Linked DNA regions of Homo sapiens: regions 1 and 2 are each linked to region 3. The links are chromatin contacts, found by Hi-C in ENCODE. All regions are on one chromosome and are shown on one strand. The core of a region is the stretch at or near the end of the contact, and the rest is flanking DNA. Distances in the headings are between cores, read along the strand shown.

Region 1 (4,125 bases), core at 295-2,794, 110 kb after region 3:
TTAAAAGTATTCTAGCCACGTATGTACAAAAACAAAAATTAGCACAAGGAAAGGGAGAAAGAACTATCAGAATGCAATTTAGCTATATGAGCAAACATGGAGCTTTCTGTATGAGCCTGTATCTTTCCAGAACACACAGAATACCCCTCTCTGTTGGATACTGAGGGAGGTATATGTGCCTAGCAATGGGGGTCCAGTGTCAGAGTGGGGCCTTTACCATTGAGACCATGCTGGAAGCCAGCAACTTCCTGTCTTGGTCACCCACTGGAAAGGCATGACCAAAGCTGCTTTGAGTATAATTAAGAAATCATTTCACATGTATAGAAATTTCATCTAAAATAATTATTTCCATTTGTTAATCTTCATTTAACTGTGAACATAAATGTAAACAGGAATCAAGTCTACATAAAAGAGACTGATGCTAATGTAAATATTTACTCCAATATTAAATGTTTCAAAGGAAAGCGTCTGCATACATAATTGGACTACAACCTCACTGACTTAGTAGGAAACGTGCTAATCACTTACAAAATTTTGTGCTCTAAGAAAACCATCTGCTTGTCTAAAGCCAGTTCAAAGATGAATGACAACTTCTATACCTCCAATTTATAAAACCTGGACCTACATAACTATTTATTAGCCTGTTTTATAACAGGAGAAATATTAGTTACCATTTGGATGCTCAAGCACAGGTTTAAATTATGAGCTCCAAGGTGGCAATTGGTAGTTTAACACAAGACACTGACATTTCAATATAAGCTTTAAACAAGAGAAACCCTTTAAGCAGCCTCCAGACTGTGTGTCCCATGTTTATACTCCTTTTCCTTCAATAAAAACAAAAATCTAGAGTGGCTACAAGCAAATGTTCAGTGGCTGACTTACATGCTGCTGTTATCCCAGGAATCACTGGGGGCCCCCTTATATCGTCTGATCAACGCTACAGCCATTACTGAGGGCCAATTTGTAACAGTTTATAAGTAGAACTCCTTCTCCCTTTTACCCTCAAGACTGGCCAGAAGGGTCCTCCAGCCTCTTCCACTGCATAAATCTATAGGCTAAAGTCCACAGATAGAAACCCCTCCTGCTATATCACCATGTGGCCGGGGCCATACTTAAAAGCTCTGATCTGAGTGGGAGTAAACTCTGCCCTCAGAATCCAAACAGAGGAATCAAATGCCCTACAGTTGTAACTTATCCAGTTCGAATGTGTGTTACCACTGTATCCTCATATATATTTTTAAATCTAAGAAAACTATGCCCTAACCCAATTCCCAACCTCCCACCCTTTACTTTGCTTCTCCTCTTCCTTGAGTTAATTTCCAAGCACACATTTATAAGCTAGGGGTCCGAGGAGTAACAAAGAAAAGCCATACATGACAAAACTCACCCCTCGGCTACATTGGCTCGCCCTAGAAACCAGGAGTAGAAAAATAGGCAGACTGCAGTATAATTTGCCATGCACACAGCCATCACATTCTTTCCAGGGCCATAGCACTCAGCCACGATAATTTGTTGTATTATATACAGCACATGTTTCATGACTGTAACATAAACACACTGTGGTGCTAATTTGGCAATGGAGAATATGACTTAGGCTTCAAAGTCTGCCGGTAGATTAGTCATTAAGCCCCCAAAGTAAGGCAGAATTTGAGAGAATTGCATATTGTGGGAACGTTTTTTCTCATACCAGTTAAAAAGTTCTGCCCTTATTTTTTTTGAACGAGTTGCCATGAAAATGAATGCAGCCTGAAGACCGACGCTAGCACCTTCTAGGAGTTTTGTCACTGGCAATATGGGAGTGTCTGGCACTGTCAGTATTTCTACGCCACATGAGAGAGGAACAGAAGACACAGGCATGAGACTCTTACAATAAGAGGAAAAGGACACTGGGACATGAGGAAATGAGCTCCAGGTTCCTGGACCCTGACTGTGTGCACAAAGTGCCTAACCCTTAGGTATCTCAAGAGCCGCAGGATACACATCCTGTGTGCCTCAGTCAGAATCTCACTTCCAGGAGATCTACAGGTGCAAGCTTACCTTAACTTAGTTACTGGCTGTTTTTAGCCAATGGTCTAAAGGCTACAATGCTTTTGGACTTTATAAGCAAAGCCACTGATATTGCCACTGTTATTTCCTGCCTTGAACTTCTCATTATCAGCAGGGCTGGAGCAGGAAATGATTCAACTGGGGTAGGCTGCATGGTACCCAGCAGATTTTAAAGAGCCCGGGGGCTGCCTAGAGCCCCATAAACATCAGCAGCTTGGAAACTAGCAGGAGGTCCAGGTGGGTAGGGAGAGGAGAGGCAGGCAGTGGGATTTTAGATGCTCTGAGATGCAATATCGTCCAATTCCTTGGCTATTATTATAGGTTGTGTGAAGTACTTATTAGAATATTCTCATGTAGGAGAAAACATTGGAATGTTGTTCAAACAATAAACAGTAAAACAAACAGCCCACCAAAAAGGTGGCTTTCCTTCAACTGAGGGGACTCAGCAGTGGTATTTTGGCACAAGTAGGGAATGGGGATAAGCACACAGACTACAATGTTTTTCAAACCTGGCCAGTACATTAGCTCCTCTAGTTCCTTCTTTTCTTCTTCACATTCTGAATCTAAACATGGACCCCATGGTTGAAGTCTCAGAGAAAACATGGTGCCTACAAATAGCTTTAAAGGTAAAACTTTGCCCTCATTTTTTTTTTATTAAAAAAAAACTGCAAACACCAGTTTTGGAAGGGCACTGATAAAATCACTTTGATTCTTCCTCTCCCCATCCCAAGAAAAAAATTGTTAGCCAAGAAAAGAAGAAAGTAGTGGATATTTCTTAGCAAATATTCTGGAAAAGGCAAGGGCAGGGATAAGGACGGGAGTGAGGACTGAGACCAACTAAGTCTGATGTATGTCCTCCAGGTTTGATTAGATATTGGAGTTGCTTTTAAACAACTTGGATGTTGTTAACACAGTGCCACTGTGTTGCACTGAAAAGGATCCAGTTTACTTGAACAGTCAATTCTCCCCCTCATTTATACCCACTTGAATACAGGAGAGTACATTTTTTCTTTCAAAAAATTTTTGTCACCTAATCTTTAGTGCTGTTCTGTTCTCTGACTTGAAAGAAAGTTTGTGAGCACGCAAATACAAGTATAAAACATTTGTTTCCATTTCACATAACAGACTAGATGAATGGAATGATTGAAGACAGCAGTGTTTCCAATTCAGCAACGCATTTCAGTTTTTGCCTTGCCTACAAAGAGTGGTGTGTGGCAGCTCTGACCATCTCAATGCCATAAGAGTGTTGAGAACTCAGTTTGGGGTTATTCACCTATTCTTGCTACAGTGCAAGTTCCAGGAGGGCAAGGGTATTTGTCTGTTTTGCTCATTGATGTACACGAAGTACCTAGAACAGTACATGGCTCATAGCTGGAACTCAATAAATATTTATTGAATTCATGGGAAATAACTACTTAGCAAACCCTATATTTAATTTCATCAGAATAAAATGCCAAGACTGATGGTAAAACAATATCTATTGTTTGTCAGTTGGGTTTCAAAATTTTGCTCCGTTCCCTTGTGCATTAAACCCTGTGCATATAACATAGCGGACTGGCAAAATCCACCTTACAGTGCTTGGCTTCTTTATTTCCCAAAATAAGATGAAAATACTCTGGCAAATAAAGCATTAACAAAGTAGCTGTCTAATTTGCCAACTTATCCCTGGCAAGAAACTGATAAGCCAAAACTTATCCCTTATTTCCAGAAGAAAAATATTATTATGTATCTTATATCTGAAATACCAAAAAGTGCCATATCAAAGAAGGGATAATTACCTTTTATTTGTCCCAAGTCATAGAGAAGTCTCTATACCGTACATCCATGACCAATAAACAATTTTTATTAATTGTCTGTATTCTCATGTTACAAAGCTCCATTCTTTTAATTAATTGGCTAAACCAGATGTATATGCATTTATTATACTCTTTGTTTAAAATTTCTCTTGTTTGATATCAAATACCTTCTATTAATGCCCTTACATCTGGGACTTCCGGCAGTAGTGGAAGTACAGGTATATTTACCTTTGAGTACTGTACAAAACCCCCACAAATTGGTAAGATCGAAAGAGGATAGTTC
Region 2 (4,286 bases), core at 1,317-3,816, 74 kb before region 3:
GCAGGACTCCTCTACATGCTGGTGGGCAGTGCCACTGTTCCTGCCTAAGTGCTGTCCCTGGGCTCTTGGAGCACCCTGGTGCCATCGTTTTTTAGAATAGTTTGCTTTCTGCTTTAGCCTCCTGAGTAGATGCAGGCAGGACAGTGTCACTAGTGAGATCCTCATCCTTTTCTCTACTTCAGGAAGAACGGGGAGACTAATGTATTGTGCTGAGCTCATTTGTTTGAATTTGAGGGGCCTAGAGTTCTTTCCTGGTCTTCCTTCCCCTCAGGGGTCAATTGAAGCTCTCATATGGCCTCTCTTCTCAGCTGCTATGTGGAGGAACAATTAAGCAGAATGTGGTCCCTGACTTACCATCTGTCGAGTGAAGGAAATATAATAATAAGGACCGTGATTTAGTGAGCACCTACTATGTGCCAAAAACTTTGCAATCATGAGCTCTAATGATATCAACAACCTAGCAAAGTAACTGTGGGTATTAGGTGAGACTCAAAGAAGTGTAATCATGTGTCCAGGGCGATACTGGGGATTCAAATTCTTCTGCATCTTGCTCTAAGGCTATGGTCTTCGTAGAATGTCATGAGACTACTCACACACCTCATCATACTCCTAATACCTCTTTGCAATGTAGTATAGAAAATGCAACAATAGAATTATGTGTTAGGGACAGTGATAAAAAAGATGCAAGACTAATTATGCCTAGGGACAGTGGAGAATTCACTAAGAAGATGATGCTTGAGTCAGACCATGAAGTATGAGTAAGAGTTTGAGGAGCAAATAAAGGAGAGACAGAACATTGGAGACAGAGTTAGAGTAGAACTCAGGGTCCAGTCCTGGCTCGGCCAACATGGTTTGTATATACAAGAATAAGATACTTGGCTGTTTTGGGTCTCCATCTCCTCTTCACAGACAAAATGTTACAATAGCTACCTACAGATCTTCACTAAGGTCCCTTCTGGTTTGGAACATACGATGCTACATCAGAAAACCCTAGGCCGGTTTTCTTGTTTCCACAGATAAGCATCAAACTCCTTGGCCCTACTCTTCTCTGCAGTGGGAAGGGCATTTACCCTTTCAAACTTCCAGAAGCCCATTTAGTAAATTAATGCTGGAGCTACTGTGGGATTGAATCACAGCTTGCTGTTGTCATCAGCTTAGCACTCCTAGAGACAGGCTCACACCCAGGCTATCCGGCAGCCAGCTCAGGCGAGAGGGGCTAATTGTCTTTCCCATTTCCTCCTCTGATTATAGGGATCCTCTTAATGATGAAGGTGGGAAATGCAGCCATTCAAAAGGAAGGAGCATTTAATGTTGTAAAGTAACATTTCTACATCTAATGGCAAAAGCTAAAGATTTTCACTGTAGAAATGGATGAAAAGTAACAGCGAAGAAAAGATCACTTGTCACTTCTTTACTATGAGATGATCATGTCAATATCCTATTTTTCAGGCATGTATTTTAGAAAAACATACAGAGAACAATAGTGTGTGATACAAGCTGTTTGTAACCTCTCTTTTTTCACTTGAGAGTATGATGAAAAAATCCCATCATTAGTGCTCCTCTGAGGCAGTATTTGGAATGCCTTCATAACGTTCTATACCTTATATGGTTTGCTCATGATTTGTTTAACCAGTCTTCTATCACTGGGCACGAAGATTGGTTTTGAACTTTTCACAGTCATAAACAACACTGTGATGAACATCTTGCAGCTAAATCTTTGGGTCCATAAATGATTACCCCTAAGCCTAGGAAGGGTGTTAGGCAGGAAGGCTGGATTTAGAAAAAGCCTTGTGTGAGGCTGCAGGAACAGCAGCTTGGTTTAGAAAGCATTGTTTTTCTGGTTGCATGTGCTTAGGATGATTGGCCAACCCAAGACCCATGGCACACCCCACTGAGCTGCGTCAGTCCTGCCACCTGGCACCTCCCATGAGCTCTGAAACCCTGCCAGGGGGCTGGTGCCTCCCAGTTGAGAGTGCAGCCTCGCAGGGTGGGAAGGCACCATGGGGAAAAGCAGGAGAGGGCCCTCAGCAATTTTTTATGACACCAGGCTTCTGTTCAGTGCTTTGGATAATTAAAAACAGACCCCCACCCAGGCCACATCTTTAGTCTAAAACGTACTGCGTGTGGATTTTGGAATTGGCTCCTGAGGGACAGGGCGGAAGCACATTCCTCCGGGACATCTAAACCAGGCTGGAAAGAGTGCTCCTAGAGTATTGTGTGGAGATGAATCCTCCTCAGGCAGTGCTGGGAGAGATGACCTCATAGGTCCTTCCCATCTGTAATTCCTGTGATGATCCGAACAGATTTTACAGTGTGACCAGATTCAGAACACAGGCATTTAAAAAACAAACCAGCCCCTGTGGAGTTACAGACAGATCTTCCTTCTCTATATTTTCAGCCCGAAAATCACCTCTGCTCTCCCTGATATCTGGGGCTGGCAGCATTCCTTCCTTGGCTTTGTTGGTGGGAGAAGCACTGTCTTCCTGCAGAGATGGCAAAAACACTTTCTAGAGTCCACCCTCCCCGGGCCATGGGGTTTACAATCACTTCCTACTGTAGTCCTTCCTGAACAAGGGAGGAGGAAATGAATCCACAGCCCACCATGGCCACCATTGATAAACTGGCCCCTGATATAACTAGGGCAGTCAGGGTGGGGCTGCAGACTTCCTGCTTCTCCCTCTTGGAGGCTTGATAACATGTCCTTGGCTTTTTTTTTTTTCTCTTGGAGTGAAAACCACAGCAGGGACACACATGTGGTTGTGAGATGGTAGTGATGATGCTGCAATAATAATATTGGTATAGGCCTGGGCTGCGTTTGTCCAAACTTCATTCATTTGACAAATATTTCTCACTAGAATAGTATCAATTCATCTATGTATCACTAAAGTCTTCGAAGGTAAGAATCTTTAATTTGCTTACTGCTGTATCCCCAGGCTTGTAATTTGCTCTCAGTAAATATTTGTTGAATGGATGAGTGAGTGAATGAGTGAACCATGTCCTATGGCACACTGTTTTGGGTTTCACTCTAGGTTCTGAGCCTTCATTTCCTCTTCTGAGAAATGGGAATAACAATGCCACCTCCTCGGGAGGTGGTGGTGATGAAATCCCTTGGTCACGTGCCTAGCACAGCACCAGGACTCAGGAGGCCTTGACTGAGTCCTTATCGTCCTTCTCCTGATGCGCATTCTGGACTGTGCAGCTCCCGGAGGGTTGAGCCAGGCTGGGAAGACACAAGAAGGGACGGCTGGCTGTTGATGTGTTCCGCCGTCCCTCCCTTGTACCTGGTGGAGGAAGCTGGCTGTGCCTATACTAAGTCATCAATCTTTTTTCAGGCCACACACCTGGAACTGTGTGCACTGAGAGGCATCCGCTCCAGCAGCAGCTGGTTCATCTTATAGCTACAGCCCAGACACACAGAGAATTTAGAAACAGGAGGAGGAGGAGGAGGAGGTTTTTCTTCCTCTCCACAAAGTCTGAAGCCCCCACTTTTATTATGTGCACTAGCATATTGGCTTGGCAACTGATGTGTTTCTTTTATAGCATTGCTCTGCATAAAACTGCATGATTCCAACTTATGGTACACCAGAGTTTGATTATATTTAAAAGTCAAACATGCAAGATGTCCATTGTCCACATCAGGGAGGAAGGATAAGCAGCACCATGAATCACTATTCTTTGTACACTTTTATTCCCCAAACTAATTGCTCATTTGCTTAAATAAGAGGCTCCACTATGAGTGTCTGTCATTAGCAAATGAAAGCTGATTATATTTCATAAGAACGTCGGAACTTCTTAAACCTTATATTTCATACCAGAAACCTAAGCTGAAATATTTCCATGTAGTGACACTTCTGATGGAGGAAAAATAATTTAAACAAATAATTAGTCTTGAGAATAAAAGTGTACACAAAAGTACAATTAATGAATTCACTAATTGTTCTTCCCTGCTGTGGACATAGCTCAAAGTTGAATTTTAAGCTCTTGCATAAATATAAACTACTGTACAAGCCACAAAACGGGATGACTCACCATCAGTCATTAATGTTGCCTTAAAGACAAACTCGAGCTCTCGGAGAAAATGCATTCACCTAGGCAGACATAATTTTGAAAATAAAGCAAGTTTTAGATGATAAACTGGTCTTTGAGTCTTTGGGAAAAAAACACACACACGAGAGATTTGCAAGTTTTAATGCCCTATGTAAATATCAGACAGGCAACATTTACCTTACTCAAAATTCCCCATTAGCTGAATAGGAATGAATTTGGTCTGTCCTGACCATGTAGTC
Region 3 (4,079 bases), core at 1,402-3,901:
TGTTTCCCCTGAAACAACATTTCCACTCAGCTGGGAAATTTTCTGGGCTCCTGAAACTTCATTAGGTTTCTGGCAATTACCCCAAGGAGACCCCCTAAAAGGTAGGCAATAGTTACACAACTGACATGCATTGTGTGACAGAAATAAAGGAAGCTGCACATGCTTTTATTCATTAACGTATTTTTTCCACAGTGCCATAAGGAAGGAAATTGTAAATTTGTAATCAGGCAGATCTCTAAGTTTTCCAAGAATGGCTGTTCTCTTCCCAACTAGGGTTAAAAGACAATTTGTTGCACTCTGGGCAAATCCCGACTTGGTTCCTGTCTTACTTAAGGTTTCAGAAATAGTCATAAATCTTTTAAAATATTTATTATTAATTCATTTTGGGGCAGCTTTTATGATTCTAAAACTTCAGGATCTGTTTGAATGTTTCCTGAGTCTCAAGTTTCATGGAGAAAGGCTGACAGGGAACCAAATTCCACCAGTGGTTTGGTGGTGTGTGAGCAGGCCATCAGCCAGAACATTCTAACATGTCTACAAAGGGCGTGATTTGGGGTCGTCTCTGCCGAGAAATTCTATGGACTAGGGGGAAACACTTTCTTCTTTCCCCCAGTACTATTTGGACTAGTTTCTAAAAATGGACAGAAACACCCTGTCAGCCTTGTGAGAAATCCAATCATCTTGTTAATAAACAGAAAAGGGTACTATCAACATGACTTATTTTCCACTAACTAGTTAATGCAAGTAAGACAAGCTAATAGGCAAAATTCAGATTTCATTTCATCTATTGCTTCACCCCACACCAAATGTAAATGTAAAAGTCTCCTGAATTGGGTGTGTTATAATCTCGGTCCACTGACAGATTATCTAGAAGCAGACTCACATTTCCCCCAAAAAAGAACCCTGTAAAAATAGCCATTGCTCTGTGTAGATATCAAATCTGTGCCTCCTGCAGGGAGTGCAGTGGATGCAGAAACCCAAATCCACCTTCAGGAGAGGCAGCCTGGAGGAGTAGCATGAAGCAAGGAAAGAAGAGTTGGTGGATGGGTTCTCAAAAAATCTTCCTTACAGCCAAGTCTGTGAGGTCAGGGGATAGTCTCCCAAGGGAAGTGGTGGGAGCCCCACAGTTAGAGGCATTTAGAAGGGGCCTTGATGGAAAAATGGAAATGTAACCCTAGGTTAAAAACTGTGCCCTGAAAAGGGATAAGGGAGACAAGCTTAAAGAGATTCTTTCAGCTCTAATTTCTAAGAATCCCATTAGACTACAGAGAAAAAAAATAAAAGAAAAAATGAAACAGGAAAAAAAGGAAACAAAAGCCAGAAGAGAAAATAATGTTAAGGCACACTGTTAAGAAACACACCGGAAGACCCTCATGATCTCCCAGCTACTGTTCCATCTGAATGCTGTGTAAGGGTTTGCAAGCTGAAAATCAAGTGAGCAGAGGGGAGATCCCTCTCAACTGACTGTGAACAAACCCTGCGAACTCCAGAGCCATTTGTCTAAACCAAGTGCTGAAAGAAAGGAAGCCCGAGATGGGGTAGCCACGAAGATTCATTTCCTTGTGGAGTTTGGCTATTCCTCCTCACTTTTAATCAATGCAATCCTGTCTAAATAGCCTACTTTCCTTAGCAAAGAAGTCTGGATTTAAGCTCTGAGCTTGCTTTTTTTTATTAAAGGCGTGTTGGCAATATCATGGTACATGACTTCCCTGATTTCTAGCAAACAGAGTCATAGATAACCTGAATACCAGAGTGCTAGCTGCTTCACCCCAGTTGAAATCAGCCTAGAATAAACATGTAAGTCATATAGTATTCCAGTATGAATAAACACGATCTGTGTATTTATAACTGTGTGTGTGTGTGTGTGTGTGCATCTGTGAGTGTGAGTATGGTGAACAGCAGACATTTCCATGCTTAGGATTTTTTCTTTTAACTGGTGAAAATAACTGTGACCTGAATTGAGAATGAACCAGGCTCCAAAAAGGCAGTTTTCCTGAACATGTACAGACAAAGGAAATAGTTTCCTTACCAGAAAGGAGTCACTTGAAAGCTTTTAGGCCAGACCGTGCTCGGGCTCAGATTTCTTTTCTTTCAGCCCTTTGATGAACAACTCATATGGAGATTCAAGCGTCTTGTGCCTGGTTTGAATTTAAGCTGTTGCTGACTTTAGTGGAAAACTTTCATAAACTCAACTCAGGCTTTCTTCCTTTCCCCACGACTGCTGACCAGGTTTTGATATATCTTTGGATATTCATCTTGAGTCATTCATTCTCAGTGTGATCATTATTATCAACTTGACGGAAAACAATTTTTCTGCAAGAGAGACTGAATTCAGTCTTCTTTCTCTTGCAGCTCTGAGTTCTGTCATTCTTCTGGAGCAGTGGGAGGGTGAGGCGGGGCTGGGAGACTACTGGATGCAGGAAGGAGGATGGAATGGGAGTGAAGCCTGCCGACAGCTGCTGGAGATCGCATATCTCTGTGGCAGAGTTATTGCTGGGACAATACCACATGGATCCCTTCCAGTACCCTAGCAAGAGGGCATAATCTCCACATGCCAAAGCCCTTCTTCAGGAATGAGCTGCATAGAGAGTGTAGTTTTCAAGAAAAGCCTTGCCCTCAAAACAGGACTCTTCCTGTGGCTCACTTGAGAATAGTTCCCTGAAGGATTTCCCCCCATTTTTGCTGGGCTTTTTGGTGACAGTTGAAAGTTTGGAATGCCCAGAACACTTTGTTCAGGAACCTGTGCTGCCTTCAGAATTGCGCAGTGAAAAACAAGAGCCTTGGAATCAACCCAGCCTGGATTTGGAGCCCAGCTTTGCCACTTACATGGGTAACTTTAATAACAAGTCTTCCTGGTCCTCAGTGTATATGTGAATTTAAGAAATCCTCAATTTCTGGATATTGGAAAGATTAAATGAGATTATGCTTCTAAAGTTCACTGTCTCTGCTTCACTCTTCCTCTCTGACCCTATGCTCTTGTTGATAACTTTGCAAATTCTCCTGGTCCTACGTAACTAAAACAATTGTGTCCCGTCCAAGCATAGAGGATCCAAGAATGATCCCTAGGGTGTGTGGGGCCCGAGGCGAATCACATGGTGTGTCTTCACTCCCTACATGTTTACAAAGACACAATCAGATTTAAGCGATTTTGAGGGCAGGTTTGAGTTGAAAATGAAAAATATCACAAAAAAGGAGAAGTCTAAGGAATATGTGTGGAAGCAGGAAAAGGGGGCATCCTGTTTGGCCTCAGGGTGGCTGTGTGGGGCACTGTAAGTTGCTCCACGCCCAGCAGCACTGATCTCCAGAGGCCCCTGAATTCAGCTCAGCACTTGCTCACTGCTGAAGCCATCCTGATTGGCCAAGACCTCTGGGAGTGGCTCTCACAGGAACCCTTCTCTCTTGCAGTTCCTGAACTTCAGGAGGCTCACTTGCCACAGTTCTTGCACAAACTTTGTTGCAAATGAGCCAAGTAGTTTGTATTTGTTTTTATAATGGTGCAAATCCGACAGGTAACTACCCACACAACCACTTCATTTAAAAATATATAAGACCAAGCCAGGCACAGTGGCTCATGCCTGTAATCCTAGCACTTTGGGAGGCCAAGGCGGGTGGATCATTTGTGGTCAGGAGTTCAAGAACAGCCTGGCCAACATGGCAAAACCTGGTCTCTACTAAAAATACAAAAATTAGCCAGGCGTGGTGGTATATGTCTGTAATCCCAGCTACTTGGGAGGCTGAGGCCCGAGAATCACTTGAACCCAGGAGAACCCAGGAGACAGAGATTGCAGTGAGCCAAAAATGCACCACTGCACTTCAGCCTGGTTGACAGAGCAAGACTCCGTATTAAATACATACATATATATCCATTTTTATATATATATACACACATATATATATCCATTTTTATATATATCCCATTTTAAAAACCACGCTGTGTGTGGTGGCACATGCCTGTGATCCCAGCACTTTGGGAGGTCGAGGCAGGAATATCGTTTGAGACCAGGAGTTCAAGACCAGCCTGGACAACATAGTGAGACTGCACCTCTATCAGAAAAATTAGCTGGGTGTGGTGGCATGCA

What was found. Hi-C counts contacts between places; a loop is a spot of excess contacts on that map.
Region 1: a loop to region 3 is called in a map of endothelial cell of umbilical vein, with 2.5 times the contacts of the local background. The contact joins the enhancer-like site here to the promoter of LINC01894 in region 3. A Hi-C loop is called at or near these places in 1 of 168 maps with a recorded cell type or tissue (endothelial cell of umbilical vein).
Region 2: a loop to region 3 is called in a map of endothelial cell of umbilical vein, with 2.4 times the contacts of the local background. The contact joins the enhancer-like site here to the promoter of LINC01894 in region 3. A Hi-C loop is called at or near these places in 2 of 168 maps with a recorded cell type or tissue (endothelial cell of umbilical vein and heart right ventricle).

What each region holds. Positions count from the first base shown.
Region 1 is chr18:25,095,752-25,099,876 of GRCh38, forward strand. The region is part of intron 5 of ZNF521 (zinc finger protein 521); the gene reads right to left. Among named protein-coding and RNA genes, the nearest start is that of LINC01894, 110 kb to the left of the region's middle. Within about 2 kb of position 1,545, at least 2 of the 41 ENCODE cell types and tissues checked have a DNase peak (open chromatin) inside an H3K27ac peak, as active enhancers do; they include endothelial cell of umbilical vein, where a contact is called at or near this core.
Region 2 is chr18:24,911,723-24,916,008 of GRCh38, forward strand. No RefSeq gene overlaps it. Among named protein-coding and RNA genes, the nearest start is that of LINC01894, 74 kb to the right of the region's middle. Within about 2 kb of position 2,567, at least 5 of the 41 ENCODE cell types and tissues checked have a DNase peak (open chromatin) inside an H3K27ac peak, as active enhancers do; they include endothelial cell of umbilical vein and heart right ventricle, where a contact is called at or near this core.
Region 3 is chr18:24,985,328-24,989,406 of GRCh38, forward strand. LINC01894 (long intergenic non-protein coding RNA 1894) reads right to left here and starts at 2,652. Exons shown (of 2, transcript NR_146903.1): 1 at 2,030-2,652.